Linked DNA regions of Mus musculus: region 2 is linked to region 1. A link is a contact called in ENCODE Hi-C or POLR2A ChIA-PET data. All regions are on one chromosome and are shown on one strand. Each heading gives the region's core, a stretch centred on a gene start or an enhancer-like site at or near the end of the contact. The rest is flanking DNA. Distances are from core to core; before and after follow the strand shown. Region 1 holds the start of Rps29 (ribosomal protein S29). Region 2 holds the start of 9330151L19Rik (RIKEN cDNA 9330151L19 gene).

Region 1 (3,262 bases), core at 518-3,017:
TTCTAGAAAGCTGTACTGGTTGTGACAGGCATTCAAAACCAAGCTCATCAATACTGACTCCTCTGCAAACCTGTCTTCAGTCCTGCAATTCTACACTTGCTCCAGTCAAAACCCTTGGGATCCTAACTACTTGGACCTTCCCCTAATTAACTACCCAAACCACTCCAACCTGTGCCACCCAAGATCACTTGGGAGGTTCTAACTGTCCTGGTTCCGTTTCCTCTTGCCTCAAACTCATTTTTGCCTCAGCTTGCAACTCTACATTTTTGCTTCCCTTTTCTAAACAAAACACACACACAGGAATTAAAGTTCTTCACATTTTTATTCTTTGTGTACAAAGACTAGCATGATCGGTTCCACTTGGTAGTAGTCAGTCGAATCCATTCAAGGTCGCTTAGTCCAACTGAAAAGAAAAAAACAAAACGGAGTCTATTACTTAGACTGTGATTCTGGCATTTATTTCCACTGGTTCCCCCTAGTTATTCCCCGATACAAGACCACACAAAATTACATTAACCATGTCATGTACTCCGGAGTTACTAAATAGCCCGTTTCTGCAGTTCATCTTAACCCGAAAAAACCTAGACCAGACGGAGGAGGGACCGATCCTGACACACTTGAGTCATTCAAGTCTCTAAACTGTAAGGCTAGGCTTACAGTAACTATTTCATCAATAATGTAAGTCTGAGCTTAAAACTCTCTGCTGCACCTCAGCAGTGTCAAATACCATGCAGGCCCATTAAACACAAGTTTATTTAAAACTGGTCCCGCAGCTGGGTGTGATGCACACCTTTAATCCCAGCAGAGAATCTGTGTTCCAGGACAGCCAGGGCTACGGAGAAACCCGGTTAAAATACTTTTTAAAAAAATTGGTACAAATAAAAAGCAGATGAAATATATATACAGTGGTTTTGACCAAAAAAGGAGACTTTTGAGACATCAACCTTAGAACAAATAAAAAGCCAAAACCCTGGCTAAAACATAGCAGTGTGTTCACTAGATTCACTTAGGTTTCGGTGTGTGAAGTCTAGAGCTCTTCCCAGTATGATCAAACATCCTGGGCCAGAAATTTAAGACACGTATTGGGTTAGGAATATTCAGTTACTATGTAGAAACTGCACCACCTCCTACCCACCTGACACCTAAATCTGACCAGGCATTAAACCCTTCACCCTTCCCTTCTGGAACTCTTAAAACCCTCCGCTGTGTGCATCGTGGACGGCAGCGACCAACCGCGCGTACCTTAATGAAGCCTATGTCCTTCGCGTACTGCCGGAAGCACTGGCGGCACATGTTCAGCCCGTATTTGCGGATCAGACCGTGGCGGTTGGAGCAGACGCGGCTGGGAGGAGGAAGGACAAGGAGATGGCCTTAATGGAGCCGCCACAGTAAGGTACAGCACTCCTCAGCTTCCCCACCACCCGCAGCAGGGCCCGCCCGGCCCGGCCTAGCTAAGCCCGTAATGGCGACGGCAGCACCGAACGCCCTGCGCGCCGCCCGCGGGCCTTGAATTTCCGACACCCAGTCACCAACAATGGCCCTTCCCTCTAACCGCGGTCTCCACAACCCGCTCCTCACCAAGAGCGGGAACCCTGGCCGAACTTCCGTGGGTGACTCCAGTAGAGCTGCTGGTGACCCATCTTGCCTTCAGACGCCCAACGAGGAGAAAGGAACGAGTCGGCTCGCGCAGGCGCTCTTCAAAGTTTTTTGGAGCTACACGCTACCCAGAATACAACGCTAAGACGTGACGCGTACGCCGTGCGACAACATTGGTCCGCGTGCTCTGAGTGACATTTCTAAGGCTGGCTGGGCGGGCACAGTGAGTGACGTCACGGCCCGCCGCAGCTCTAGTATCTCCCCGTCGCTCTCAGCGCTCGCCGGGCGCGGTGGCGCACGCCTGTAGTCCCAGCTACTCGGGAGGCTGAGACAGGAGGATCGCTTGAGTCCAGGAGTTCTGGGCTGTAGTGCGCTATGCCGATCGGGTGTCCGCACTAAGTTCGGCATCAATATGGTGACCTCCCGGGAGCGGGGGACCACCAGGTTGCCTAAGGAGGGGTGAACCGGCCCAGGTCGGAAACGGAGCAGGTCAAAACTCCCGTGCTGATCAGTAGTGGGATCGCGCCTGTGAATAGCCACTGCACTCCAGCCTGGGCAACATAGCGAGACCCCGTCTCTTTTTGGACACTTAATAATATTAACATTATTCTCACTTTCTTTTTAATTCACCCTTTTCTCATATAATACATTTCAACCTTAATTTTTTACATTGTCTTAACACAAACGTTCGCTTACAAACGTGATTTTTTTTTTCCTTTACTCACTACTGACACCTACTGGCGTGAAATTATATGACAACTTAAATCAAGTGTAATGAGTAAGAGTCAACGATAGGGGCCTCTTATTAAATCTTTTGACCTCATATACTCCAAAAAGAAATCCACATCATTCCATGGATGGAAAATAGGGTCTTACGTATATGTGAGTATACCACCCTTGATACCTAAATATAATCGCCTACATTTACTTTTCATTTGTTTTTGTGTAGACAAGACTGGCCCAAGACTCTCATTTTGCCCATAATAGACTCACACTCCCTATCCTAATGTCTCAGCCTCTAATAATGGGCTTGCTTGTGCCACCAAACGCAGGCTAAGTGGATGAATATGAAGAAAAGTAATATAAAATAAAAGTTGTTTTCATCAGATAATTTAATAGCAAAACAAGTAACGACAAACTTCAAAAGACAAATTTATAAAAAATAAAAAATATATAAAATAAAAATAAAACCTAAAATTGCACAAAGCCCTGCCCCCTGAAATAAAAGCTTTAACTAAATCTAGAATGTAGCAGAGTAAAATTAAGAAAAAAAGCCTTTTGTAGAAGACTTTTAATAGAAACTTTAAAAAAAACTTTAAAGTATGCTACTTCAAAATTTTGGTAGACAATCCTTACCCAATTATTTCATAATGAAAGAGTCACAGATTTAAAGACCAGATATAATTTAATGTCTGTTGTCAGTCTTCAAATCTAGTGTTTTACACAAACACACACACACATATACACATATACAAATACACACACACATATACACATAAACAAACACACACACCGCGATTCCCTCACCTTTTCAATTCCAGTTCTGTTGTTGTTGTTGATCTATCTCTCTGTCTTGCTTTGACAACATGTAATACAACTAAACAAACGGGAGAACACAGGAGGGTACTGTTGCTAGACAGAGTAAGAAGATAACGCTGCTGAAGGA
Region 2 (3,262 bases), core at 410-2,909, 38 kb after region 1:
GGCACACGCCTTTAATCCCAGCACTCCGGAGGCAGAGGCAGGCGGATTTCTGAGTTCAAGGCCAGCCTGGTCTACAGTGTGAGTTCCAGGACAGCCAGGACTATACAGAGAAACCCTGTCTCGAAAAACCAAAAAAAAAAAAAAAAAAACTGGCCTCAAACTCATAATCCTCCTGCCTCAGGCTCCTGAACGTTAGGGTGTAACGCTCCTGAACGCATCATTATGTCCGATACTTGGGGCTTGATACAGTATAGTATAAAATAAAAGAACGGGTTTTATGATCCCATTAGCCCCATCACAGGTGATAATAATTAATGGTATAATTATAATAAATCTACTTAAGTCTTCAAATATGCCTTAATCCCACTGTGATTTAGAAAAACATCTAGAAGAAGTGAACTGTTTTGGCAGGCTGGAGCTCAGAGCTCAGGGTTGAACAGTCTACAAAGCTATTGTTGTCTGTGACAACTTGACTTTCTGGGAGGCTGCAGGCCAACACTCTGCCACCGAACTACACCTTAGCCTCTTCACTGTTGCAGTTTACATATAACTTTGATATAAACCTCAAACAAAATTACCAAGTGCCCAATCCACACACACACTTGTTTTTTTGAGACAAGATCTTACTAACTATAGTTATAACCTTTTTCTCAGGAGAGACTGAACCCTCAATTTCTTGCATACATTTCCAGAAGTCTAGAGAGAAGTCACTAAAATCCACTGGTTTTCTAGTCGGTGGACCCCGAGTAAACAGGTGTAATACGGGTCAACCGTGAAGGCTTAAGAGCATCCTTAGGATAGAATACGTGCAATCTTCTCTTTGAGAATGAGCTTAGCCTGCACTGTCATCGTATGAATAGATAGAAAATATTTGTTTATGTGCCTGTAACAAAAAATGTTTAAAGTAAGATAGAGTATTTCAAATAGTGAGAACGGTTACCTCCAAAGACTCCTTGTTCAAGCCACAATACCACTCTCGCCAAAGTCCGTGGCTCTCTGGAGATTTTGCCAGTACTATGACTGCATTATTTAAAGAAACGCTAGTCTCGGGTTCTCTGGTACTCAACTTATTCTCTGGAGCAAACTGCAAAGTGCAGGAATAACCCGAGTCTTGTGTAGAGAAGCACAATTCGTAACCGACGGGGCTTAGATGTCCGTGAAGAGTTTGTGGCAGAATCCCAGGCACTTGGATGAGCAAAGTCAAGGAGTCTTCGTCCTGATTACACTGTAAAGGAGGGCACACGGGTGCGATGCTCTCGGTTCCGGGGTCACCCATGGCTGAGCCCGCGGTGTCGTGGCGGGTCCTCTCCTGCTCCTCATTCGTCTGGACACCGGGGTCTCCGCACAGGGATTCGGTGTCGCCGCCCGGGAAAGCAGAGTAAGGGAGGCTTCGGTCCCCAGGAGAAGTCCCTTTCCCGAGGTCTAGAGGTGCCACCGAGTCCCCTCCGAAGTCCTGCTCCGGTTCGGGAACGAGCTCCCCTTCAGCGTGTGCAGCCCCGGGGTCTGGGGCTCCCACACCGCTCTTCTCCCCGTGGTCAGCTCCGGTTCCATCTGCAGACTCTTCCCGCGCCGCTGCAAAATCGCCCGCGGAAGTGCGGGCTACGTCGTCAGTTCCGGTCTCCTCCGCGGGCTCTTCCGGTGTCGCGGCCGGGGGTTCCTGGCGCGCGTCGGCCAGCGCCACCGGCAGCGTGACCACCAGCTGCCGCCGCGCCTTGTTGTACTGTGCCTTGCCGCGGCCGTCGTCCACCGGGTACGGCAGCGAGAGCCGCAGCCGGTAGTCGGGGTTTCTCGAGTCCAGGCACAGCAGCTTCCCCTTCACCTCCAGCTCCGCCCGCTCGACCGAGCGCAGCAGCGGCAGCTCGATGGTGACCACCAGCTCGTGCGGCACGGTGCTCGGGGCCGCGTCGCGCGAGCAGCGGTAATCCTGGAGGTCTACGTGGTGGCGCTGCACCACGGAGCAGCGCGGCTCCGTGGGCTCTGGGCGCTGCACGGCCTCGGGAGCGGGGGACGCGGGCGAGCGGGCAGTGTTCGCCGCCGCTGCCGCGGGGTAGCGGTATGGATATGGTGGGTCCGGGAAAAGCCCTGGTGGCTCCCCCTCGGGCTGGGCCGGGACGCCCCCGGGTAGGGGCGTGCGGAGCACTGCGGCCTCGGGCATCCCCTTGTACTTGATCTTCAGGGTCTTGGCGTTCCTGCGGTCCAGCCTGACGCCGAACTGCTGCTCCACCGCCTCCAGGGCCGTGGCGTCCAGCATTTCGCGGAAGCGCTCGTGGCTCCGGGCCAGCGCCAGCGCTTCGGGGTGGAAGACCACGTCGTAGACGGTGTAGCGGGCGCCGTTGCGGCCGGCATACTGGCGGCCGGGAGCCAGGCTATAGGGCAGGGACCAGTGGCTGCCAGCTGCCGTGCCGCCGCGCCCCGGGCCGGGCCGGCTGCTAGGTACGCCTACCAGTGAGTTGCTGCACACGTTCACGTAGCAGCGGTGCTCCCCGTCCAGGCTGGTACGCAGCACATGGCCCGGCTCAGGGTGCACGAACCGCACATCCACCCCACGCTCCCGCTCCAGGGCTGTGATCTCCTCCTCGTAGCGCCTCCGGTTCTCGGGGTCCGTGATCTCCGCGGCGTACTCGGAGAACATTCGGCGGAACTCTGGGTCCTGAAAGGCGGAGGTGAACCGCTGCACCTCCTCTCTGCTCAGATCCAAGTCCTCCAGCGCTGAGGAGGCCGCCGCCTTGGCCATGGTGACCCACACGGCCCAATGCCCAGACCCAGTGAAGGATCAGGGTGAATTGAGTGTCTAGGATGCGCTTCAGAGTCTGGCTCATGGAGAACTGACCAGTCCAAGAAGGTAACGGCTGGATTGTCAAGGCCGGGCAGCGCGTGCTTTGTTGCCATAGTAACGCCTGGGAGGAGGGGCAGCGATCTGGTAGAAATGCTAGAAATAGGCTCCACTGTTACTTCAAACCAAGCAGACACTACCTGCTACAGGTTTTAAATTACTGTGTCAGGATACGTGTACTTTGCAGTCTATTGTGGTAACTGTCCTCATCTTCAGCGCTGTGTCTTTATCTTATTAACTGTTTAATTTCACCAACAAGAGAGAAGTTTACTAGCTAATTCACAAACCTAACTTTATCTGACTCTCTTTACTTTGTGGAACCAACGTTAGTAAACCCTTACCATTTTCAGGTATTCCACCTTATAGTTGTCTCCCAGAAACCCTTGGGGGCAAAAGATGACAAAACAAATCCCAGAGATTAATAAGCAT

What was found. Hi-C counts contacts between places; a loop is a spot of excess contacts on that map. ChIA-PET counts read pairs that join two places held with the same protein, here RNA polymerase II (POLR2A).
Region 2: a loop to region 1 is called in a map of left cerebral cortex, with 7 times the contacts of the local background. The contact joins the promoter of 9330151L19Rik here to the promoter of Rps29 in region 1. A Hi-C loop is called at or near these places in 2 of 37 maps with a recorded cell type or tissue (heart and left cerebral cortex). POLR2A ChIA-PET finds 5 or more read pairs at or near these places in 4 of 5 experiments (Patski and embryonic stem cell).

What each region holds. Positions count from the first base shown.
Region 1 is chr12:69,157,419-69,160,680 of GRCm38, forward strand. Rps29 (ribosomal protein S29) reads right to left here and starts at 1,768. Exons shown (of 3, transcript NM_009093.2): 1 at 1,579-1,768; 2 at 1,243-1,342; 3 at 304-403. The coding sequence starts at 1,640. The coding sequence ends at 395. It also overlaps Rn7s1.
Region 2 is chr12:69,195,552-69,198,813 of GRCm38, forward strand. 9330151L19Rik (RIKEN cDNA 9330151L19 gene) reads left to right here and starts at 1,660. Exons shown (of 2, transcript NR_033222.1): 1 at 1,660-2,064; 2 at 2,177-3,262. Dnaaf2 (dynein, axonemal assembly factor 2) reads right to left here and starts at 2,878. Exons shown (of 3, transcript NM_027269.4): 1 at 941-2,878. The coding sequence starts at 2,734.